Linked DNA regions of Homo sapiens: region 1 is linked to region 2. The links are chromatin loops, found by intact Hi-C in ENCODE. Cell type or tissue: heart right ventricle. All regions are shown on one strand. Links, peaks and the distances in the headings refer to the core of each region. The heading gives the core; the rest is flanking DNA. Region 1 overlaps PHACTR3 (phosphatase and actin regulator 3). Region 2 overlaps PHACTR3 (phosphatase and actin regulator 3).

Region 1 (8,328 bases), core at 253-8,252, 53 kb after region 2:
GGAAAAATGCATCTGTGGGTGTGTATTTCAGATGGGAGCTGGTGTTGCATGTTCACTACAGAGTCCTGTGGATCTCTACCATTCCACACCTCCAGGCTTCTATAAAGTCTAGTTTCTGTAAAAAGCATCACTACCTGTCACAAAGAGGAAAGTGAGGGTGCTTTGCTTTATACAGTAGCTGTAAACCAGTAGGAAGTGGGTGTGGAAAAGTCAGGCTCTGTCTGAAAGCCTGAGCTCTAGCCCAGGGCGCCTGACTAAGGAATGGCACTGGAAACTCTCCTCTCCAGCTCCTGGCCAGAGGGGCTGTCTAAGGAGTGGAATGGGGACTCTCTTCTCCTCCTGGGCTCCTGCTGTGAGGGTTTTTGTGTGTGCCACGGTTGTTGGCAGAACAACAGCCACAAAGATGTCCCTATATCTCTTGTGCATTTTCTTTATATAAAGAGTGAGATCACTGGCATAGTAGACAAGGCTGCACATGGCCACTCCCCTACTGGCTTCTCCAGAATGATCTCTGCCTGTCTTCTTCCCTTTCGTCCCTCAAAGGCTGGGCTTCCTTCCACCCTGGAGCTTCTGAGCCTGTGAGACCCTCCCACCTCTGCTCCTCCTCTGGATCTCAGCTCAGTGCCCTCCCCAGCCCAGCCCCGGAAGCCAGTGCACTTGCCAGGGCACTGCAGTTGCATCACAGGCCTGGATGGGGCATCCTCTGCGAGAACGCCTGTGCCCATGGATGTAATTTACATACTCACCAAGAAGTTAACATCAACTCTTCACAGCAGGTCAAGTGCAAGGAGACCACTATTCTCCAATCTTCCTACAAAAACGTGGTGTCTATTTTCCTACCCCGTGTGTCTAGGCCAGCACTGGGACATGGTTTTGCAACAGAATAGGGCACAAGTGACAGGGTTTCCTCTTGCTTCCACTCTGCATGATTTCCCTTACTCTGACACCACTGCCACCATAGCCATGAAATTTAAAATAACACACGCACGTTGGATTGCAAAAGTCCTGCATACTTCCTGAAAAAAAAATAGTGATTAGTGAAGATCACCATTGTTGAGGACTTCTACAAGCAGCACAGAAAGAGACTTCTGTAAATACCTGTTAACTACACAGAGAGCGCTCCATGGACACCCGTCAACTGCACAGAAAAAGACTTCTGTAAACACCTGTCAACTGCACAGAGAGAGCTCCACGGACATCTGTCAACTGCACAGAAAGAGCTCCATGGACACCCGTCAACTGCACAGAGAGTGCTCTGTGGAGACCTGTCAGCTGCACAGACAGCGCTCCATGGACACCCGTCAATGGCACAGAGAGTGCTCCACAGACACCTGTCAACTGCACAGAGGGCCCTCCATATACCCCTTTAACTGCTCAGCTGTGCTAAGTGCCATGCCGCGCACAATGGCCACCCTGACCTGTTGAAGTTTCAGGATGGCTCCACCAGGTCCTTGATGGCTCTGCCCCCAGGGCTGCTCCCTGGGCTGCTGTGGATGGACCTGCTCATCTTAAAGAGAGAGGAGCAGGAGGCCACAGCAGCCCTCGCTGTCCCCCACAGAAGGGCCTTGGAGTAGGCAATCTCACATCATTGAGTTGTCAGGTTCTCAAAGTAATTCTCAGAGGGATCACCATGACCTTTTTTGAAGGGAAATTGAACCTCCAGCAGGTGCCAGCCCCACAGACTGGGACCCAAGTGGGCAAACTGAATGGCCACACAGAGCTCAGAGCCCAGCCAAGGCCCCCAGACACCAGGCTAGCCTGCACTCCCTGGGGGCACACACGCAGAAGCTGGGGAATGAGCAGGGCAAAGGGGAGGATCCCAGCCCCAGGCCTCCTGCCACAGAGGGGCTCAGTTGAGGAGGGAGCTGGCAAAACACCGAACTGACTCAGAAGTTTGAGCATCACAGGGGAAGGATATTCTGACCTCTGAATCCAAACAGTGTTTACGACTCAGACTCAGTGGCAGTTCACTACCTGCAAATAAACAGAAAAGTCTAGTGCTACCTGGGGATGCAGGGGAGGCAGAGGGCCGTTGGAAAACCAGAAGCAGGGGATGCAGAGGGCCGTTGGAAAACAAAATGAAGTAGGGGATGCAGAAGCAGGGGATGCAGAGGGCTGCTGGAAAACAAAATGAAGCAGCTTTAAGGATCGGACCTCACACGCTGTGCTGGTGCAACATGCCAGGGACACACCCACTGGACAGATGCTGGTGCTGCTGACCACGGCCTTCCTCTGTGGATGTGACTTGGCTTTCCTCACAGTGCATGCAGGAGGTGCTCAATAAACGCTCTTGACTGACTATATGGTCCCTGTCAGCGTGGAGCTGGGCAGGGCCCCTCTCTAGTCAACTCAGGTCGCTGGCGAATCATCTCCCGCTTCCTCCCCTCTGCGCTTTCTCTTGCAGCCAGGGGCCCACAGCTGCAAGAATGGAGTCCAGCAGCACCATCCCCACTCCCCAGCTCCTGCCAGTTTCTCCTCTCTGCCTCAGTCTCCCACATTATGATTCACCTGTGTACCACCGCTCTGCCCCAGAATTCACAAGTTGAAGCTTTGACCCACAATGTGACTGTATTTGTGGGTAGGGCCTGTAAGGAGGTAACTAAGGTTAAAGGAGGTTGCAAGAGCGGGGCCCTGATCTGATGGAACTGGTGTCCCTGTAGAGGAAACAGAGGCCAGAGTACTCATCACCCACTCTCACCAACCAGCACACAGGGGAACGGCCCTATAAAGACACAGAGAGAGGCCTCACTGGAAATCACCTTGTTCTTGGACTTTCAGCCTCCAGAATGGTAAGAAAACAAACGTCTGTCGTTTCAGGCATCCACTCTGTGGTATCCTGTTACGGCAGCTGGAGCTGACTCTGACACTCCCTGCAGACCCCATCCCCTCCTGCCTGAGCCTCCTCATGGCCCCTCCCTGTCTTTTCTCTGGAGCCCACCCTCCCACCCTCGGAAAGTCCTGGGGCCCTTTCCAAGGCTTGAATCATGACAGACGGCATCAGGTCTGCACTCCAGAAAGATCAGTTCAGCTGCAGGAGATCCCACACTGCTTCCCACCAGTGGCAGCAAGAGCAGCCAAGATTGAATGAGCCCTTGCGGTATGCCAGGCCCAGAGGCAGCCTTTGAATGCGTTTCCCATGTCATCTCCCCGCAGCCCTATAAGGCAGGTGCTAGGATTTAGTTTTCCTATTTTGCAGATGACAACGTCCCACAGTGTAGCCCAAGGCCACATAGCCAGGAGGTGAGTGACTTGGGACAACCCTCAGAGGCTTCACACTTTGGTGTCTTTTGAATTCCAGCTTTCTTTACAGGGTGAATAAAGGTCTCTCTCCCTGGCCAGTCCCTAGGTCTCACACTGGGCTATGCAACAACCACGCTACCCTGTGCACCTCACGCGTCTCATCTCCACGCCCAGGCTCAAGCTGTCCCTATGTGGAAAGCCTTTACCTTGATGACCAGGACTCCTCATTTTAAAGCTTTGGTTCTCCACCCTGGCAGCTCTTGAGAGTCACCTGGTGTTTGGGTCAGGGCTCTCCAGAGACACAGAAGCAATGGGATAGACACACACCACACACACATATACATATGCATACACATACATGTTTGTACATACACATTCTATATATACACATATATATATATATACATCCACACACACACATATATGTGCATATGTGTGTGTTTTAAGACATTTATTTTAAGGAATTGACTCATGCGATTGCGGGGGCTGTACAGTCCTGGATTTGGAGGGCAGGCCAGCGGCTGGAGTGGATTCCGCAGTCTTGAGGCAAGATTTCCTCTTCTCTGGGAAACTCCAATTTATTCTCAAACCTTTAACTGACTGGAGAGGGCCACTCAAAGCCCCTTAAAGTCACCGACTGCAGGTGACAACCACATCTACAAAATACCTTCACAGCAACATGCAGACTAGCATTTCAATAGCTGGGTGGAACAGCTCAGCCAAGAGGACACACAAGATTGACCTTCACCCTTGCGGAGCCTGCAAAGTGCAGAGGCCCAGGCCCCAGGGAGACGGATACAGTTCCTACCAATGCTTTTAAGAGCACACGGCTGGCCCAGAACAGCTGCTTTCAGATGCACAAATCACAGAGTACTCTTTGCCTGTGTCCATCTGGTGCTCATGCCCCAATCTTGAAATCACCTCCTGGGGGCTCCTGCCTCCCCCTTGCTGCAGGCACCTGCGGGCTGGGACCCTGGCTTGTATCACTGTGTCCACAGCACCCAGGGCAGTGCCTGGCACCTATGATGTGCTTACGCATTGGACGAACAGTAGGCTACAGTCATGTGCTGTGGAGCTGGAAAGCCCTGGATTCAAAATGGGCAAGTTTCATCCCCTCTCTTTGCCTCATTTTCCTCTACTGTTAACAAACAAACAAACAAAAAAAGCGGTAATAGCAGCTGTCTTATCACCTTGTCAAGGGACTTAGGCAATAAAATGCATGAAAAGTGCTTATCAAGGTACTTGATGGGAAATAATAGCTCAAACAAAAAAAAGGGCCGGGGTGGGGCGGGGCGGGGGGCAGCCCTGTTTCAGCTGATTGTCACTGGGGCTGTGCGTTCCCACTCTGAGAGCTCTGCTGCTTGGTGCTCAGCCAGAACCACCCTGGGCCAGACCTGCCTCCGCTGCAAGACGCCCACCAGGTCGTCCTGAGACCAGGTTCTCACAAGCATCCTGCATCCCAGCGAGCATCTCCAGCGCCATCTGGTGTCAGTGCAGGGAGTGGCTGGGTTTCCACAGCCTTTCAAATCTCTAGCCCCAACTTTCAAGAAAAGGCAGGGGCTGCCTGCTGTTCTGTGAAGTCACCATGGAGACGACTGTGGGGGAGTCCTCACTCGCTGCAGGTGGCTCTTCACTTTACAGAAGCATACACTGCACGAAGCCTTTCAGTACACCCTCCCCACACTTAAAATGGCATTCAAATAACACGTTAGCATTCACTTTTTACAAGTATGTCTACTGGGGAAAGGATCCCGGAGCCTGCAAAGAAGGCTTTCTTTACATTTAGACAGTACCAGGAACTGCCTGAGTGTTGCCTCTCTCCGTGTAACGTTCTCCATGTCATCAAATGCCCGTGTCACCACATTCTTGGCGTCACACATTTGTCTTAGGATTTTGATATGGTTTGGCTGTGTCCCCACCCAAATCTCATCTTGAATTGTAGCTCCCATAATTCCCAAGTGTTGTGGGAGGGACCCAATGGGAGATAATTGAATCATGGGGGTGGTTTCCCCCATACTTTTCTCGTGGTAGTGAATAAGTCTCATGAGATCTGGTGGTTTTATGAGGGAAAACTCCTTTTGCGTGGTTCTCATTCTCTCTTGCCTGCCACCATGATTGTGAGGCCTCCCCAGGCAGGTGCAACTGTAAGTCCATTAAACCTCTTTTTCTGGCTGGGTGTGGTGGCTCACACCTGTAATCCCAGCACTTTGAGAGGCCGAGGTGGGTGGATCACCTGAGGTCAGGAGTTCCAGACCAGCCTGGCCAACATGGTGAAACTCTGCCTCTACTAAAAATACAAAAATTAGCCAGGCATGGTGGTATGCACCTGTAATCCCAGCTACTTGGGAGGCTGGGGCAGGAGAATTGTTTGAACTCCGGAGGTGGAGGTTGCAGTGAGCCAAGATCGTGCCACGATACTCCAGCCTGGGCAACAGAGCAAGACTCTGTCTTAGAAAAAACAAAACAAAAAACAAAGCAAAACAAAATGAAAAAAACAACCACCTCTTTTTCCTTATAAATTACCCAGTCTCAGGTATGTTTTTATCAGCAGTGTGAAAACGGACTAATACACCTTTCAACTCCCGACCCAGCCCTCTTTTGCGTTGTTGAGTTTATGGTGAACATCAGCTTTTAAGGTCAGTCATGAGCTCCTAGAGGGTTGGAGACTGTGTCTAGTTTCTCCTTAGAATCCTTGAGGCCTAGATTGGGACATATAGTACTTGCTGAATACATAGCAAGGGTGTGTCTTAAGAAGCTTTAAAAAAAATCTATAAAGCCGGGAAATCCCGTATGTCCCTTTACTCTTGTACCGCCTAGCTGACTGGAATTGACTCATGGGATTGTGGGGGCTAGGATTTACTCTTTCACTCCTGCACCAGCACTAGAACCCCCCTGTGCTTGCTGAAATATACTTCCTAGGGCCTTACTCCTAGGACACAGTGGGGCAGGCTGTGCTAGAACATATTAATATGTACATAGTCACTCTCTCGGGTCACCTTTTATTACTATCTTGCATGTATATTTTATAAAGTACACAGTATATTAGCATGGTACCCCTAATGTATAGTTTATAAATAAATAATGTACAAATATCAGATTTTTTTCTTTTGCCGCTGGGACACACCCTCAGAAAACCTTGGCAGCAGGGCTACCACGTGAGCGCCATGTGCCCACACAGGCCAGGCCCTCCATGAGCGTTGTCTCATCCGCCCCCAGGACAACCTGACAAGGGGGTCACTGACATCACCTGTGAGCTACCGAAAGGCAGCCAGGGCCCAGATGTGCCACCACCTGCCCAGGGTCATCCCAATGGGCAGAGTAATCTGAGGCTGGGCGCCGTGGGTTACCCAACCTGGTCTGGGACGGGTGGCTCATGGCAGGTGCCATCGAGAGGCCTTCTTGAGGCTTGTTTCTCCTGACCAACCCAAAGGTCCCCGCCAGCCTGTCCTGGCACATAGACCCCGGTGATTAATTCCCCTTGCCCTTGTCCCTTGCTAAGCAGGCAAGCAAAACCACAGCCAGTTACACAAACACATGTAACTGCATGTCTGGATGGAGAACAGATGTACCTATGCAGCGGCAGGGACATCAACACTCTCACTGATGAATTGGCCGAGGAATGAGGAATAGCACAAATCAGCTACGGAACATTGACAAACTGGGAGCTAAACTTTGCTTCATGCCTGTGAGGCAGTATTTTGATGAGCGGTGGATGCCCAGTGCTTCCTTGTTCCTATATGCTCCTTAACCACAGTGATGATGAGGGTGACAGTGCTGATTACCACGGCAACCAGAACGCTCACTGAGCACAATGAGACAAAGCTATACTTCGGTGAGCACCCCTGTTGACCTTCATAAGAACTTTCTTGTCACCCCCATTTACAAGGGATAGAACTGAAGCACAGAGAGGTTAAGAAACTTTTCCAAGGTCACAGAGCTAGAAAGAAACATGTCGAGGCACGTGGGGTGGTCAAATCCTGCAGCAAGTCTCTCTACGCAGAGTAAGCCCCAGAGACGGAGGCCCACCCAGCTGCACAGACAGCCCTCCCTGTGACATTCCCAATGCCAGGGGCCAGATGTTTGTGTCCCCCAAAATTCCTATGTTGAAGCCTAACCCCAATGTGATGGTATTCGGGGGGTAGGGTCTTGGAAGGTGATTAGATCATTAGGTGGAACCCTCACCAATGGGATTGGTACCCTTAGGAAAGGGGCCTTAGAGAGCTCTGTGGCCCCTTCTGCCATGTGAGGACACATAGAAGGCACCACCTATGAGAAAGTGGGGCCTTGCCAAACCCCACGTGTCAGAACCTTGATCTTGGACTTCCCTGTCTCTGGAACTGTGAGGAATGAATTTCTGTTGTTTATAAGACACCCAGTCTAGGGATTTTGTTATGACAGCTCAAAGGGACTAAGACTACAGCATGGATGAAGTGGAGGGCCTGTGCTGTCCTTACATGGGCCCAGGTGAGACACAGTGGTGAGTCCTAGCCTGCAGCCTTGCTGTCATGAGCACCTGGGAGAAGCTGTCTGCAGGAGGAGCAGCAGCACAGGCAGCTGGGGGGCTCTGGAGAAGTCAGCTTCCTTCCATCAGTAGGTTCTTCCCTTGCAGCCCGGATTCCCATAGCAGCCCCTCAGTCCCTCGCTCCCCCTCATCACGTGTTTCTACTGCGCCCAGAGCTGGGACACTGTGAAAAACCAGACAGGTGTGGTCATGACTCTTGGGTTCAGCACAGAGAAAAGACAAAACACAAACATCTTTTTCTTGACAGGTTTTAAAACTTAAATCTTGGGGCAGTGACAACACAAAGACTGTTTCTCATAAAATTCGCTTTTGATGACTGGAGAATGAGCGCAAGGCCCTGCTCACCCACCGCTGACCAGGCATACCCACGAAGGCACCCCATGTGCAAGCCTGTGTGTGTGGGCACGCATGTGCATGTGGGCATAGGGCCTCCACCATTTCCAAAAATTAAATTCTCATGCAGATGCATTCTCCATTCTAATAGAGAACTGAAGTTCACAAAAACGTTTGATAACAAAAATTTTCTTTTTCACATGGGATAAGACAACGTCTGCCAAACCTCCCTC
Region 2 (8,328 bases), core at 47-8,046:
AAAAAATAACAAAGAGAAACAGGTTGAAACGTTCTTCTCTTCAGCAGGGAAGTGTTCCCAAGATATCCATATTTCTGGGAGCTGAAGTTAATTCCACATCACTCATGGTGTTTTCTTCCCACTTTGTCAGTCACTGCTCAGGAGATCATGGTCTCATTACACAGAAATACTTGTACTAAGCAAAGCTTTGCTGTCATCCCAACCTGGTCTCCTCAGCCCTTCTGTGCATTAGAAACAACCACAGATATGGCTGCTGTTTGTTTAAGGAAGTAGACACCTCTGTGTCTGTCTTTCTCCCCAAATATCTTTATATTTACATCTAGCACTTAGATGCCACATAAAAAAAGCTGTAGTAGACTAAGTAAATAAATGTATATGTACATTTCAATATAAATAGCACTGCCACTAATTTTTTTCCTTAATAAGCGTACAGACTTTTTAACCAACATAAAACATGGAACACCTTCTTCAGCTCCTGGGCAGCATATGCTTGCCTGGAATTTATATGTTCAGACTATATTTCAAATCTTAACACATCTATGAACCTCGCTGACTCTCCATTGCTGAAGCGTGAACACTGTTATATGACAGTGCCTTTTAAAGGAGCCCAAGTCCCTCAGCAAAATTAGCTTTGCTTGGTAAGTTGTGACTATTAACATTCAAGCTGTGCTCGCACCTACCCTTGGAAGCCAAAAATAGACGAAAGTGCTGAGATATAGTATAAAACGTAAGCTTCCCCCTGGGATACAAGATAATGGCTGTCCTATTTCTGGTGTTCTCTGTTGCTAAATAAAGCCTTATGTCCCTGACCTGAACATAGCTCCATTCCTAGGAAAGAGATTTCAACAATCAGCACTCCTAGAAACACTGGTAGGTTTTGGTAAGGGAAATCCTGCCACTTGCAATTAACACAATTTCACATTATCTGCCTTTATGTAAAAGATGCGTTTCAAATATTTATACATTTGTGGGATTGGTTATATGAGAGTTTAATATATTGTGCTTTCCAGTAATTTTTTTTAAGTGAGTCATCTTGGATTAGGGTGTTTTAGAAAAGGTAATGAAATCCTCTTTCTGCTTAATTCTTTATACAAGTGAGAAACCAGAAGAAACCATACTTTTAAGGTATCATCAGAAAGCTGATACAATTAGAGAGACATTGTGAAAGTGTCCAGACAAGGCAAGCCATGAGGGATTTACGTGACGTAAAATGTTTCAGATTTCTTTAAAATAGGCCATGGGCAGCTCCCAAGTGCAGCTTCCATGTGAAAAGATTGAAACAAAGTCAGATCTTTTTTTTTTTTTTAATCCTGAAAAATGCCATAATTACTACGAAGGTCACCAGCAGGGTCTTTGGAGAACTGATCTTTGAAAGTTCCTGTCAGAGTGCTGCTTTGTGCCAGGCGCTCTGTTGGAGACCTCCTCCAAGAAGTCCTCCCTGTTAGCCTAAGCCCACAGACCTCCCCTTCTGAGCTCCCCTTAGTGATATGTTTATGGATTTCTTATTTCCAGACCCAGAACACCCTCTGCATTATACAAAGCAAGGGACCCATAATCAGGACTGCTATACTCATATTTTCTGGAAATAGCTCCAGCAGCTTGGACAGTTATACCTGAGACTTCCATGAATATCCAGAAATGTATTACTGCTTCTGATGCAGTAGTTAAGAAGATGGGCAATGGAGTTAGGCAGACCTGGGGTTGAACTCTAGTGCTATCCTTTTCCCAATATTCATTTATTAAAAAGTGCAAACCTCACAAATATGTTGCAATGATTAAATGAGGGAATATATACCAAGTACTGAATATAGTCCCTGGCACAGATTGGGCCTAATAAAGAATTACCATCACCATATAAAGGGACCCCTGCTCTTCTGCTTTTCTATCCACGTTATAGTGTTATATGGGCGGAGTTTTGAGTGCTCCTCAGATATGACTGCAGTTAGTCATGAGTTCCCCCTTGAAGCAAATACAAAAGTGATATTCTAAGAATTGGTTACAAGAAGAAAATACAATACAGTATGAGTGCTTGAAGTCCTGTGTATCTAGAGCCTATGAGTATGATGTTTCATACTAGGCTATATATAGTTACCCTATTCTCATCTCCACAGAACAAAAGTAAAACCAAACACCCACCACAAACCTAGCAGTAAAATTCTCAGGTCCTTCCACTCAGGACACTAGAGAGGGCTTCCGAGCTAAGGACAAACCTACATTCACTGATGAAGGCACAGTGTTTATGGCGGGATTGCCATGGCCACCGCAGAGGAAACCCATTTTCCCTTTCATGCACTGAAGGTAAGGGCAGTCAGTTTCAGTTATGCATTTGCTAGCTCCCTATTCACCAAAGATAGTTCTATTTCTAAGGCTCTGATATTTATTTCCAAAGATTAACACAATTAGAAGTACTTGCTGATGGGAAGACCTGGTTGCCCACGATAGGAAGGAAGAGGCTGCTACTGAAAGAAGACATGGTTCCTGGGTTAAAGGTCTGGGCTGTAGTACTCTCTTCCTGTTGCTGACAGCAGGCTACTTGGAATGTGGTGCTTCCTGTGTCTTGAACTTGCCTGGTTCAAGTCTGGACTGCTACTTTTAGTAGCATCTGCAACTTACAAGCTTTATAAATAAGTGACTTAATTTTTAAAAATTCAAATATTTGGCAACTGAAACAGCTTGACTTTTCTGTCTGCCTACTTAATTAAGCATGTTATCAATGAAGAGCTTTTCTTTAAATCCTCAGAGATGGTATAGTTAACATAGAACAGTAGTCACTATATCTTAAGTTTAAAAAGTAAAATGAAGAAGTCTTTATCTGAGGGTTATTTTCAACAATCTATAAAGGAGGGGATTGTTTTAGGCAGTTAATGAAGGCACTGAGGCAAAGAAAGGAGGGAGGAATCAATTCAAGTTCAGTACCCAGACCAACAAGGGGCTCTGCGGTATTTTCTGACAGAAAGTCAGCTTGGTACCATTATAACTTCATAAAAAGATGTTCACAAATAAGAAAACAAACTCAGAGAAAGTCTGCAGTATTCATCACATAAAGAGAAAAAAAGTCCTTTAAAAATCCAAGCCATTAGAAGACACTTTCTGTGGAAAATGTTTTAAAAACTGAAAATGACTAGATAAAGAACTATTGGAGAAACACTTTTTCAAGAGGTTTGGCCACCCCTAAATCACTGACTTTATGGAATATTTAATGGAATATAGTGCCCTAGAGCATGGAGGTTACTCATGAACACCTATGCTCAGCATATGCTATAATTGTCCACCTAACGGGAAATGCAAGGGGTTGCAAGGCTGGGAGCAACAGAGGGTCCTGGAACCTCAAAGTCCTGAGCCACAGGAAAGCTTCTCATGGCTTCACCGTTTCCCTGAGCTGACTGCTTTATTCCTCCCAAGTGTAACAGGCAAGGGGCGTGTCCTTCTCTAGTGTGTTCATGCGGTTCATGCTTTGTGATTTCTATAGCCATGAAGAACCCCGACCCAAACTGCCAGGAAGACCTGCTTGAAACCTAACGCACTTAGACATATGGGACTAACCCTGAAAATAAAAACATCTTTATGCTAAGAGGAAAGGAGTTTTTTTAAATTAAAAAAAATGTTTCTAGGTATATCAGCTTTCCTTTGGGGCTTGCTTTCAGAATTCAGCAGCAGCTCAGGTTTACTGGGAGCATGGAGCATTCCGCTTGCAGAGAAGGGCTGGGTTATGGGAACTCAGGATTTGTGCAACAGCCTCACCACACGTGAAGGAAAACCTCTAGAGGAATCACCAGCTACTCACGTTTCAAGATATTTCTTCTCTCCAGCTCTTCCACGGCAGGTCTTTGGCTCAGCCGTCTGCGGAAAAACACTAAAATTACATTTTGCACCATAGTGGCTGCCTGCAAATTCCACCTGGGGTCTGCAAGGATGAGAGGTGGCTGGCAAACCCCTATAGATCGCCTCCCAAAATTGGAAGGAGAGAAAGTGAACCTTTGGTTGTTGCCTCTTGCTGGCAAAATCAAGTCAGACTTCCAGGTGACAGTCAAAGCTCTCCCGTCACAGAGCTAATACTAGACTAGTCCTTGCTCCAGCTCCACATGTGCAGGTCTTCATTTTTCTGATCTGTCGCCCAAACCTTGCCTGGTCTGGACTGTTCACCGGAGCAGTGTGTTTAAGCAGCGAGGAGATCTGTTCAGGAAATTCTTTTTCCTGCCCATTGGCTTAGGGAGGGGTGGGTAGCACCACCTGTTTTCAGGCTTCTGGATCCAGAGATGCTGGGAGATTCATGCTTCCCAGCACTGCCTCCGTTGTCAGCACGGGAGACACCAGCCTTGGGAGCACTGATCTCTCCTTCCGGCTTTCTGCCTGCTGAACTGCTGAGTAGAGCCGCCTGTGCCCAGCCCAGCACAGGGGGAGTGTCTAAAGACGTCTAAGGGGCCTCCCGCCTCTTGTCAGCAAGCATGCAGCCCAGCTCGAGCGCTGAATAAAAACTGGGAATCTCTTCCAGCCAGCGCAGCTAACAGAGCTGAGCCCACCCACACGCATTCCCCTCCCACCATCAGCCCAGACGGAGTGTGCGATATGAAGACAAATTATTATTTCTTTTTCAAGTGGTCTCTCATTGAGGAAGTTGGAGGATGCAGCCAACAGTCACCACCAAAAAACATAAAGGGCTTGTCAGGAGAAGGAGGCATCATCATCCAAAATTAATGCCAAGCTCTGATTATTTTTATGACTACAATAATATTGTCCTTGGGCCAGAGCCAGAAACCTTCCCACTTCCAGATCCTCTAACCACAGCAGGGAGACAACAGGGCCCAGTATTTGAATGCCTAGAATTTAGGGCCATAATATTTTGCCCCAGTGAGGATGTTGCCTCCATTTAAAAATTATTTATCTCCTATTTATAATCCTTGTCCCAGCAGAAAGCCTAGGGCATTGCGGGGCTCAGCCACTCCTCCCTCCCCACTAGAACACAACCCTTTGTGGTTCTGCTCCCCTGGGGGCTTTGTCTTCTGGCTCTGTGGGTGGTTGCTTCCACATCATATCTCGATGTTCAGTGAGACTTGAACCTCCCCCCCTGACAATTCCTGGCTGGAATCCTCCCCAGTCCCAAACAATGTATGCAAAGCCTAGCTCACTTAAGTGTTGCTTTTGCAGTCTAGTCAAAACACCCCAAAGGCCACTCATTCAAGCACTCAGGAGATGACTATGACATATTTGCTATGTGCCAGGCACTGTTCCAAGCCCCCAGAACAGAGTGCTGAGTATGGGAAGTCTTCCCTGCCCTTGGGAAGCTCATAGTCTAGAGCAAGCTTGTCTAACCCGTGGCCTGCAGGCTGCATGCAGCTCAGGACAGCTTTGAAGGAGGCCCAACACAAATTCATAAACTTTCTGAAAACACAAATTATGAGGGTTTTTTTGCAATTATTTTTAGCTAATCACCTATCGTTAGTGTATTTTATGTATGCGGCTCAAGACAATTCTTCCAGTGTGGCCCAGGGAAGCTGAAAGATTGGATGCCCCTGGTCTAGAGGTAAAGGCAGACAAATGAACAAAATCATCTGAGAGAGTGGTCAATGCCGTGGAGGAAATGGCGGATATGGTGGGTGAGTGGTTGGGCAGGGGCAGATACATTCAGAATCTGGCAGAGATACATTTCGCTGAGACCCAAATGAAGAGAAGAAACCAGTGTGGGAAGACCATAGCGTCTCTTAACTGTTCACACACTGGGCTTAAACACTGAGGGAGTGAGGATGGGGGTGGGTAATCAAGGCAGGCTTCATGGAAGAGGAAACTTCTGAGAGAGTTACACAGAATCCACTTGGTACAGCAGTGTCTGCAAGGGTCTTGGAGAAGGAATTAGGTAAAGGAAGAGAAATCATCAGGAAATTGGAGTTGTCTGGGGTCTCCCCTTAGAGCTGGGCACCCAGCATTAGCTCGCTTCTGAATGTATCTGAGTCTCTGTAAACAGGGAATGGTAAGAGAACCCAACAGCCTCTGTGTGTGAATAATGGTGGGGCAGACCACCATAGGAAAAGCAGGAACAAGCCAGATTCCTGGCCCCCATGCTGCCCACAGAAGGGCTCGGAAGCAGGAAGGAGATGGGATGGAGGGGGAAGGCACACAGGCACTTTTAGAGCAATAGAAATGAAAAATCCCTGAAGCCCAGCAAGAGTGAGCGCACCATGAGTCTTTTACCCATGAAAAGGTACTTCCTTTGCACAGCTCCTCTGGCTAAGAGGGAGAGGCTGTGTATAGGAATGGGATCTTGGGAAGTAAAACGTGGAGTCCTAATAAGTAAGCAACAATGAGGAAGGGGTCCTAGGTGGGGGAGAAGAATTGTTCTGAGAGCCAGCTAATCACAGACAACCCACTGGCATGACATCCTATTTCCAAACACCTTGTTCCACTCGAAGACCCAGCAGTACTATCTTATCTGCACATAAGCCCCTCTGGCACAACCCTATAAAACTTCCCTCCAGCGCCTGCCTCTTTCCAGCAGCCCCTTCTCTACTGTGCTGCCCATTGCACCCTTGCAACGGATCTTCATACTTTCTCTAATAAATTTGCCTTTCTTTACCTATAACTGCCTTGGTAAACTCTTTCACTGTCCGCGATGCTGGCCCCAGCCATTTGTATTTTGTGTGTGGCTCAAGACAATTCTTGAGCCAGCTGCCCAGCCAGGAACACCCATAGGGACACCTGAGGAGTGAGGCTGTGCATTTCCTCAAATCTGAGAAGTACCCCAAATGTCCCTGGAGGCTAGTGTCCACTGGCATGGCCCCCGAACAAGGCTTCCCCCCGCCCTTTGTTGGAACCTTGTCTTTCTCATCCAAAATGAGAATTAGTACCAGACCCTCTTAATGAGCATTAAATGAGATAATGCACAAAAATGTTTGTGACAATGCATGCTTGGGATATAGTAATTTCTCAAGAAAACCCAACCTGTGACTTGCCAGCTGATCGCGGACCATGTTCCCAGAAAAGCATTTCATCCAACTGGTACACCTCAGGAAAGCGTGGACATCAAGCCAGCAAAAACTGTGCAATTGGTCCCAAGGCACAGAGGCAGTCTGGTAGTGGTCCAATCGCTCACTGCAGGGCTTCATCTAGCTGCCAAGCTTCTCACTGAATGTCAACAGGGTACCCCTGAATGGTCTAGAATATGCAGTCCTCTGGGTAGACACAGCCCCGGAGGCACAGGGTTGTAAACAGAGCAAAAGGGTGCTCAGGCCAGGACCCCACTGGCTTGTCACCAACCTGCCTCTCTACTTACAGAGTGCCAGGACCCCACACCTGGAAGGGTGGATGCAGAACCCTAGACAGTGCTGTGGGCCCCAAGACCCTCCCTGTGGTTCTCACCAGTGGAGGGGATTGAGGTGAGCAAGAAGACCCCTGACTGCCAGGTGAGGGTGCTAAGCAGGGTCTTAGGGTGGTTCTGCCAACCCAACAAGGCCAGGCCACCGTTCAGACTAGGCTCTAATCTGCACATGAATGGCTTCCCAGAAGGTGACACTTTAGTTGGGATCCAGAGGATGATTGGGGATCGCTAGGTGAGGAGAGGACATGTGCAAAGGTCCTGAGGTGGGGTCGTTTAGATCGCATGGAGGTGTGTGTGCACCGAGGCTGAGCAGGGGCAGGACCCACACAGCCTGGCATCGCTGGAGAGAGAGTCTGGATTCACTCCTGGAACCCCAGAGCGGCACTGAAGGATTTAAAGCAGACCTGGGTGAGATGGGGTGTGGGCGTGCCAGGACTAGATTTGCATTTGCAAACACTCTCCGGACTCTTCCAGATTTCTGTCCAACAGAGATGGAGATGAACCCACTACCAAGAGATACGGACCTGCCCAGACCCCCACCAGATACCAAGGACAAAGTGTGCTGCAGGCCTGTGAGGGCCCCCTGAAGTGTTCAAGACTTGGGGAAGAAGTTGGCCACAGAGCAAAAACACCCCACACTCCAAATTAATACTTGTTACCCTAAGTATACATAAAAGATACCCTTTTGTCCACCTGCTACCTGAAGCTATGCTAACTCTTCATGCAGAGTTGGGGCTTCCAAAAGGAAAAATGGTGACGAGCCTGATGCCAAGGACAGACAATTACTTTGCCAACATTACAGGCGAGACCCTTGAGGCTCAGAGAGAGGAATGTGATCAGCAGCTACTACAGCTGGAATCAGAACCCACAGCCAGTTCCAGATGCTGGGAGGGCTGAGGCAGGGAGGAACACCGGCAACACCAGCTGGCAGGAACTAGCCAGCAGGGACACAGCTGGGATGAGGCCCAGGAAGCATTCTCCCAGCACAGAGAGTCAGGCCCAGGCAGAGGCATGCATCA

Evidence for each region. A loop is a pair of places that touch in the nucleus more often than their neighbours do. Peaks named below come from ENCODE experiments on the same cell type or tissue, not always from the same donor. Only the 100,000 strongest peaks of a DNase experiment are listed, where the experiment ranks them.
Region 1: a loop joins it to region 2, with 2.4 times the contacts of the local background. A loop is called at or near these places in 29 of 110 quality-filtered maps.

The regions. Positions count from the first base shown.
Region 1 is chr20:59,779,633-59,787,960 of GRCh38, reverse strand. All of the region lies in intron 7 of PHACTR3 (phosphatase and actin regulator 3), which reads right to left. Among named protein-coding and RNA genes, the nearest start is that of SYCP2, 150 kb to the left of the region's middle. In heart right ventricle, for the core only: CTCF peaks have their summits at 4,529 and 4,729 (motif pointing left); a DNase peak (open chromatin) is centred at 4,720.
Region 2 is chr20:59,832,017-59,840,344 of GRCh38, reverse strand. It overlaps PHACTR3 (phosphatase and actin regulator 3), which reads right to left. Exons shown (of 13, transcript NM_080672.5): 9 at 3,785-3,840. Among named protein-coding and RNA genes, the nearest start is that of SYCP2, 97 kb to the left of the region's middle. In heart right ventricle, for the core only: no CTCF peak of the experiment used is centred there; DNase peaks (open chromatin) are centred at 4,440, 5,004 and 5,134; H3K4me3 peaks cover 3,535 bases; H3K27ac peaks cover 3,880 bases.